Regions from separate parts of the Homo sapiens genome. Here region 1 is linked to region 2. The links are chromatin contacts, found by Hi-C or POLR2A ChIA-PET in ENCODE. All regions are on one chromosome and are shown on one strand. Each heading gives the region's core, a stretch centred on a gene start or an enhancer-like site at or near the end of the contact. The rest is flanking DNA. Distances are from core to core; before and after follow the strand shown. Region 1 holds the start of POC1A (POC1 centriolar protein A). Region 2 holds the start of CYB561D2 (cytochrome b561 family member D2).

Region 1 (4,329 bases), core at 515-3,014, 1.8 Mb after region 2:
TAAATACCCCAAAGAGTTGAAAACATGGTTTACACAAAAACTTGTACACAAATGTTCAGAGCAGCATTTTCCTTAATAGCCAACAAGTGATTGAACCCAAATGATCCATCAACACATGACTGAATAAACCAAATGTAGCATATTCATACAACAGAATATTATTCAGCCATAAAACCGACTGAAGTGCTGATGCTTGCTGCAACATGGATGAACCTTGAAAACATGCTAAGTGAAAGAAGTCAAACACCAAAGGCCACATTTTGTCTGATTCCATTCATATGAAAAGTTCAGAATAGTCAAATCTATAGAGACAGAAAGTATTAATATATTAGTTTGCCAAGGGTTGGGAGAAAATGGGGAAAGAGAAGAAATGGTATGACTGTTATTGAGTATGGAGTTTCTTTTTGGGATGATGAAAATATTCTGGAATTAGTGATTACAGTTGCACAACACTGTGAATGTACTAAAAACTACTGAAATGTACACTTTAAAAGGTGAATTCTGTGGTGTATGAATAACTTAATAAAGTTAAAACACCAGAGAGAATACTCCGGAGACTCTCTCCATCCAATAGCAGCTTGTGTCTTAACACTTGAAGGGTTATAATTCAGCCATCCAAACATCTCCCCCTACTCTAAGTATCAGAAACCTCAAAGAAGCATTTTGGGTGCTCCAGGAAGCCCAAAGGCTCCTCCTGGGAAAGGATGTCCTTGGGGCACAGCAAAGCCACTGCCACCCTACAGAGCAGTAACCAGAACAAAGGCCCTATGGCCTTGTGCCCAGCTCCACCCCTAACGCACCTGTCAGAGTCTCCTTTCAACAACAGAGGGAGGAGCAGCTGGGGGAGGGTCCCCAACAGAGCCTTCTGCTCTCACCTAAGCTTCTTGAAAGAACATGCGTAAGAGAGTGTCCGCCCCTAGGCTCAGTGGGCAGAGGCAAGTTCAGGTCCACCCCTGACCAGTAGGTCCCATGGTATCTCTCAACACCGCCTCCCCTCTGTAGTTCCCTGCATGTGGGCCTCATCTCCCTCAACAGTGGTTTATACATGAGGGGACAGGAAGGGAGGTAGAGTACCAGATTAGGAGTCAAAAGGTCTGTATCCTAGCCTGGAATCTCCGTCCATGTCCTCAAGTGCCTCAGGGCATCACAGGCTACCACCCAGCCTCCCTGACTCTCCAATCAGCCAGAGGGCCTTGCCCGTTCAAAGGAATCTCTCGAAATGAGGACTTCTGGAGGAATGTGAACTCAGAGAGGGCGGCTCCGCCCCGCTCACACTGCAGGCCCGGGCATCCCAGCGTCCTGCTGTACCTACCTGCTGGAGCAGGGTGTACCCTCAACAAGACCCCACGCAGCCACCCACTGCTAAGGACGTGGAGAATGGCTAGAGAGGCCCGATACCGGCCCCAGGTCACACATGAGTCGGGACTTGGTCGTGTGTCCCTCGCTAGGATGCAAACTATGGAGGCAGAGGCCTGTTTGTTCGCTCCAGAAACCCAGCGCAGGGCCTGGCACGCAGGAGGCGCTCAGAAAGTGCCCGACCCAGCGCCCCCTGCGCAGACAGTAAACTGGACCTGAAGAGGACCACCCTGGAACCTGGCGCCCCGCCCGCCCCTCGCAGCCATCGCTCTGGCCATTAGGCGCCCAGTGTCCCAGCGGGGAGACTGAGGCCTGGGGAGTTGCTCTCGGCTGGGCTTACCGCGCAGGGCGCAGCCATGGCGGGGCTGGCGGCGCCGAAGGCAGCTGCGGTGGCCGTTGCGGCCCGTTCAGTTTCCGCGCCCCCAACGGCCACCAATAGCAACGCGGGCCGCGTCGGCACGCCCCGCCCACCGCAATTAAAGGAGAAGCGCCTCAGCTTTTTGCCCGACGACTGGAAGCAGAGCTGTATGACCGGCGGCCGGCGCCACGGTCTCCGTGCCCAGTTCCCCAAGCCCAGACAACCCACAGACAGCGCAGCCAAAAGCCTCTGTCCGCCGCCACTCGTTCCGCCTGAGAAATTAAAAGACCCAGGATGAAGGGTTCACCCCACCAGCCCGTCGTCCGGCTACTCTAACGGCGAGCGCAGCCTCCTGGGAAATGCAGTTCCAAGCCGCCCACGCCCCTATGTCTGGAGGAAGGTGGAGCTACACTTCCCAACATGAGATTGCACCATTGCATTCCAGCCTGGGCAACAAGAGGGCGGGCCGGGTTTTACCACCCGAAGCGACGGCCTTAAGGATCCCGGAAGCGGAGGACACGTGGGTTGCTGTAACCAGATTGCGTTAAAGCACCCGCGCGCGCCGGCGCAGCCAGATTTTCCCCGCAGGAACCTATTGAGAGCTGAGTATTCGCCCCTCGGGAACTCTCAGTGGTTCGCCGTCCGAACGTTCTTAAGACAAGTGTCGATTTAAAATAACATGAGTTACTCGGAATCACAATCATGGAGTGGAGAGATCAAGGTTCGATTCTCAGTTCTCGCCCTGATTGGCTGTGTGATCTCAGGAAAAACGCCTCTGCTCTGTGCCCCGGTTTCCCCATTTGTAACACGAGGGAGTGTGGTGCAGCCCGGCCCTGTCAGGATCCTTAAGGCCTCAGAAGCTGTTAGAAACCCAGTCTTTAAAAGAAGGAGAGGCCGGGCTCAGTGGCTCACGCCTGTAATCTCAGCACTTTGCCACTTTGGGAGGCCGAGGTGGGTGGATCACCTGAGGTCAGGAGTATGAGACCAGCCTGGCCAACATGGTGAAACCCCATGTCTACTAAAAATACAAAAATTAGCCGGGCGTGGTGGCACGCGCCTGTAAACCCAGCTACTCGGGAGGCTGAGGGAGGAGAATTGTTCGAACTCCGGAGGCAGAGATTGCAGTGAGCCTAGATGTTGCCGCTGCACTCCAGCCTGGGCAACAGAGGGAGACTCCGTCTCAAAAAATATATATATATATAAAATAAAATTTGAAGGCCACCAGCAACCATCTGAATAGACTCCCTGCTTGGCCAGGGCACTCAAATTTAACCTGAAAGAGTGGTTCAGGCCATGATGGGAAGTGGGGGTTGGACATGCCTCATTATACCCTCCAGCATTAACATCAACAAAAACCTTAAGTCTGATAAGAAACATTTACGATCTATTTTCTCTGAAACCTGCTACCTGGAGGCTTCATCTGCATGGTAAAACCTTGGTCTCCATAACCCCTTATCTTAACCGAGATATCCCTTTCTACTGATAATAATTATTTCAACCAATTGCCAATCAGAATATGTTTAAATCTACCAATGACCTGGAAGTTTCCCACTTCGAGTTGTCTTGTCCTTCCAGATCAAACCAATGTAAATCTTACATGTATTGATTGATGTATTTTGTCTCCCTAAAATGTATAAAACCATGCTGTGCCCAGGCCACTTGGGCACATGTTGTCAGGACCTCCTGAGGCTGTGTCATGGGTGTGTCCTTAACCTTAGCAAAATAAATTTTCTAAGTTGACTGAGACCTGTCTCAGGTATTTCGGGTTGACAGTTTGGCAACCACGAAAGGATTCTGAGTGGAGGTGCCCCTGACCTTTGACAGATCTCCTATCGGTGCTTGGTACCAGCTTGAGCTATCTTTATGGCTCAAATCTACAGGACAATTTGCTAAGGCCTGGGAGCCCCCCTCCACAAAATTCCTGATCTTCCCAAATTTGGTTAACATCTAAAGTTTATTTTACTGTACAACTCCTTTTTCTGGAGTTTTACTTGTTTCCAACAAGGAAGGCAGGTTTTCCTGCTTCCCTGACGATGGAAGGCAGGTAACTCCTTTCTGGAGTTTGAGCTCGCTTCCAACAGAGAAGGAAAGTTTGAGTTTTCCCTACTTCTGGGATGGTAGAGAGCAGTCTTTAGCCTAAGACCTGTTCTTAGGTAAGTAGCCGAATTGGGGATTTTCTTGGCTGAAGTTAAGGTTAACAACCAGCTGGTCTTAATTTTCCTTACCATTAGAGTGCTCAGTAATCATATAAATTGTACGATCAAGCCCGGCATGGTGGCTCACGCCTGTAATCCCAGCACTTTGGGAAGCCAAGGCGGGTGGATCACGAGGTCAGGACATCGCAGACCATCCTGGCTAACACGGTGAAACCCCGTCTCTACTAAAAATACAAAAAATTACAGGGCGTGGTGGCTGGCGCCTGTAGTCCCAGCTACTCGGGAGGCTGAGGCAGGAGAATGGCATGAACCCGGGAGGCGGAGCTTGCAGTGAGCCTAGATCAAGCCCCTGCACTCCAGCCTGGGCGACAGGGCGAGACTCCGTCTCAAAAAAAAATAAAATAAATAAAATAAATAAACAAATTGTGCGATCACTTTTTTTTTTTTTGCTTAACTGTT
Region 2 (4,081 bases), core at 1,025-3,524:
TTCTGAGGACCATGCCTTCCCAACCCTCACACCCAGGGCCCCTGAGGTCTTCCCTGGCTGGTGACCTTGTCCCAGGTATGACTGTAGGCCCACTCACAGCAGGTTCTGGATAGCAATGCGCACCAGGTTGAGCTCCACATCTGCCTCTGCTGAAATCTTCTGGATGTGGCGGAACCCATCAATGTAGGGCAGGATCTGGGCAGAGTGGGACAAGGTCAGAAGAAACAGGATGAGGCCAGGGCTGTGGCCAGCCCCAGGTGATGATACCCAGGGAGGGATGGCATACTTGTTGTGTAGTGAGGTCCCACTGTGAGTTGAAGAAATCCTCCTTGTCTTTGGTAAAGACAGGTACATCATACTCCTGGGCCACCGGAGGGTCTGGCCGCTGCTCAATCACCTTCAAGTGGATGGTGTTGGACTCATCTGCAGGGGGCCCCATCCATATCCTCAGTGCCACTTCTTCCAAGAGGTCCTCAATTACCATCCAGGCCTCCCAGCATCCCTTGGGGCAAGCAGGTGCCTCTGGGTAGGGCTAATCTTTCTCTTTTTATGGAGTGAGAAACGGAGGCCCACAAAGGGGAAGGAATTGCCCAAGGGGCAGAGCTGGAGAGCTCTGCTTTCCCCCTACCCCCAGTCCCAGCTCCATCATGCATTGGACCCTGGACATGGGCACCTCAGCCCATGGCTATTTCCTGCCCACCAATGTGTTCATGAGTCTTGCCCTTCTCCCTGACTAGCTGGGTTCACTTTCCCATCTCTCCTCTACCCCTCTGCTGTCCTTGCAGAGGCTGGCCATACCAATGGGCAGAGTGCACCGGCCTGAGGCATTTAGCTCCTCCAGCAAGATGGTCATGATGGGCACCAACTTCTGCTTGCTCTCCTCCATGGACACGAAGCTGCTCTCTAGCTAGACAGAGCATGGAAAGCATGGTGGGCACATCCCAGGACCCCTGGCTGGTTGGCTGCCCTGAGTCCTGAGCTGGTTTGCAGGGTCCCAGGTTTGGGGGACTTTGGAGACATGGGAACACCTTCCCCAACTCTGCCTGTCGGTAAACCCAAGCCCATCTCATTGCAGACCTCTAGTGTGGTCAGATAGCCAGCCAGCTTTTTAACAATGGGCTCGAGGGCGCAGGTCTTGGCCTGGGCATCACACACGAAGCCCAGGTTGAAGAGGAGAGCATTGCGGCTGTACTTCTTGTGTTCGATGCACACAGGACAGCCGATCAGCTTCTTTTCCATAGCTGTGCTGGATAATTGGAACACAGTCAGGCCCCCAAGCCTGTCCCTTCCTCCTCCTGGGACAACCCCTGCCACCCACCGCTCACCCCGAGCTAGGGTCTCACACAGTGATAAGCTTGTTCTGCAGCTCTGGCTTGGTGATGATGTACACTTGGACTGTGTCAAACAGCTCTCGGGAGATGAAGTCTTCAGGGACCTGGGGAGGGGAGTGGCAATGGGCCCCTCAGTGGACATCTGTACTGGGTGTAGTACAAATGGTGACCTCCTCATGCCCCCCAAGCCCAAGTCCTCTTCTCCAGCGTTCCCCTCTCTCCCATCCACTCAGGCCTATTACTTCTTTCTGTTTCCAAACATACGCTATGATCTCACCTCCTTCCTGGCTTCTGCATATGCTGTTCCCTCTACCTGGAACACTTTCTCCTGCCTTACCTAAACTTCCTATGCATCATTTACTCTTCACTCAGTTCAGGGATACTCATGGGTCACCCAACTCACCTTCTGTGGGACCTGGAACCCCCCAACCGGATCCCTACAGCCCGATATCCTACAAACACTGCCAATGTGACGTATGTCTTCCCTGCCACATTGGGAGCCGGGGGCCTGGGTCTGACTATCCTCTAGCCTCACAGTTGTCTGCGAATGAAGCAGCATGCCTGCGTGCAGCACGGGAAACTACTGCCTTCAGGCAGCCAGTTGAGCTCTCGAGAACGTCCCTCTTCCCGCCCAGTCCCGCGAGCCCGGGTGGCACCTGATAGGTGATCTTGGGTCCCAGCGTGGGGTGGAACTCGCTGAAGAATATGCATTCGATGCGGCAGCCGCTGCCCATGGCAATAACCGGGCCCAGGCCCGTAGCTCCTCGTTCCTCGCGCAGAGGCGTCCCCACCTCCTGTGAACACTTGTCAGAGACAGCCTCGAGGCCTGTGTCGCTGGGGCACGCAAGCTTGCCAATCCCTCTGCCCAATGGCGCCTGCGCAGCGCGACTCAGAGGCGTGGCTGGGGCGGGGGACGGCTCGTCCCAGGAAGTCCTGGGTGGGTAGACGTCGCACCCGGAAGTAAAGCGGCTCCGTGACGGAGCGGCGGTGCGCGCGGCAGGGCCCGGAGTATCCCGCTTTCTTTGGAGGAAACCACCGCATCAGATCTGCGCTGCGGCAGAGGCAGGCAAGTCCCTAGCGTGGAGGGGCAGCATGCTGGCAGCACTTGGGGAGGCGGTGCGCTAAGGGATTCACGCTGTAACTGGGACCGCAGCAGGGAACTACAATTTCCATAGTGCTCCGCGCCCTCCCAGCTGGCTCTACTGCCGGCGACGGCGTGGTACACGCTGGGATTTGTAGTCTTACATGGCTTTGCGCCTCCTACCTGGAAGGCGGGCCAGCGATTGGTACCAGTTCAGACATGGGTACACGTTGACAGGCCGCCGGCCGTCGACTGGCATGTTGTGACCATTCCTGGTGCTGGTCTTGGTACTGTTCTTTCCTACCATAACTTATTGGAAGAGGGTGGCATTCCTGCCTTGCAGCCTTTTCTCCAGTGAGGAGTGAACAGTGGGCACCTGAGATCCTGGCCCACGCTACTATGCTTTCAGGCTACAACCACTAGCACGGCTGACGATGGCCCTTTCTGCGGAGACCGAGTCACACATCTACCGAGCTCTGCGTACTGCTTCTGGCGCTGCCGCCCACCTTGTGGCCCTGGGCTTTACCATCTTTGTGGCTGTGCTTGCCAGGCCTGGCTCCAGTAAGTAGAATTCATAGCTGACTTCTGGGAAGGGAAGGGCCACTGTTCCTGGGGAGGAAGGGCAGTGGGACTTCCGGGAACAGGCCTGGCTGGTTGAGGGAATTCTGTGCTGGAGCGATGAGTGAGGTGGAGCAGGTAGGTATGGCCAGGGCACACAGAATTCCTGGTTTGTCTTTCCTTCTCTGGGTGCTCCATTTGGCTGCCTCTCAGGAGGTGTAAGGGAAGGAGGGAGGACTGCCAGAGGAGTGGCAAAGCATGGCCTCTGATCCAGGAAGAGGCCAGGAAGAGAGGATAGGTGTGGGGTCAGCTTGTTGCAGAGCAAGAAGGGGCTCACAGTTTGGCAGCACCTCCTTGGGTGATGGGCTGCTGGTATTCCTCAACCCTTAAGGATTGGTATGGCTGGTTTCTTCTTGCCTCAGCCCCATGAGGCCTCCTCTTCTCATTCCAGGCCTGTTCTCCTGGCACCCGGTGCTTATGTCTTTGGCTGTAAGTAGTGGGCCTGGGCAGTTCTTAGGGGTGGGAGCATGGGCATGGTTGGTGGCCCTGGCAGCCTCTGAATCTTTGTCCACATTTAATATCTGTTTGGAAGAGTTGCATGCTCCAACTACTCCTGCCCATGGTATATATTTCAGACTTGAGGCTGGGCACGGTGGCTCATGCCTGTAATCCCAGCACTTAGAGGCCGAGGCGGGCACATCACCTGAGGTCAGGAGATCGAGACCATCTTGGCCAACATGGTGAAACCCCGTCTCTACTAAAAATACAAAAAATTAGCCGGGCATGGTGGCACGCGCCTGTAGTCCCAGCTACTCGGGAGGCTGAGGCAGGAGAATCGCATGAACCCAGGAGACGGAGGTTGCAGTGAGCCAAGATTGCGCCACTGCACTCTAACCTCTAACCTAGGCGACAGAGCGAGGCTCTGTCCCAAAAAAAAAAAAAAACCCAAAAACAAAAAAACCCCCCAAAAAACCAAAAATTAGCTGGGTGTGGTGGCAGGTGCCTGTAATCCCAGTTACTCAGGAGCCTGAGGCAGGAGAATTGCTTGAACCCGGAAGGCGGAGATTGCAGTGAGCCGAGATCAGGCCACTGCACTCCAGCCTGGGTGACA

The links. A loop is a pair of places that touch in the nucleus more often than their neighbours do. ChIA-PET counts read pairs that join two places held with the same protein, here RNA polymerase II (POLR2A). Pooled maps may share reads with other maps.
Region 1: a pooled map shows a loop between it and region 2 (8-fold over the local background). The contact joins the promoter of POC1A here to the promoter of CYB561D2 in region 2. A Hi-C loop is called at or near these places in 1 of 168 maps with a recorded cell type or tissue (CD4-positive, alpha-beta T cell), 3 of 37 single-sample maps with no recorded cell type and 8 of 50 pooled maps. POLR2A ChIA-PET finds 5 or more read pairs at or near these places in 1 of 52 experiments (WTC11).

What each region holds. Positions count from the first base shown.
Region 1 is chr3:52,152,659-52,156,987 of GRCh38, forward strand. POC1A (POC1 centriolar protein A) reads right to left here and starts at 1,765. Exons shown (of 11, transcript NM_015426.5): 1 at 1,697-1,765. The coding sequence starts at 1,714. RefSeq lists enhancers at 1,158-2,135, 2,136-3,112.
Region 2 is chr3:50,348,588-50,352,668 of GRCh38, forward strand. It overlaps CYB561D2 (cytochrome b561 family member D2), which reads left to right and starts at 2,275. Exons shown (of 4, transcript NM_001291284.2): 1 at 2,275-2,397; 2 at 2,822-2,973; 3 at 3,422-3,459. The coding sequence starts at 2,847. NPRL2 (NPR2 like, GATOR1 complex subunit) reads right to left here and starts at 2,188. Exons shown (of 11, transcript NM_006545.5): 1 at 1,988-2,188; 2 at 1,344-1,435; 3 at 1,078-1,246; 4 at 799-907; 5 at 287-423; 6 at 98-195. The coding sequence starts at 2,065. LOC127898564 (CYB561D2-LOC101928965) reads left to right here and starts at 2,275. Exons shown (of 5, transcript NR_183066.1): 1 at 2,275-2,397; 2 at 2,822-2,973. RefSeq lists an enhancer at 2,230-2,449.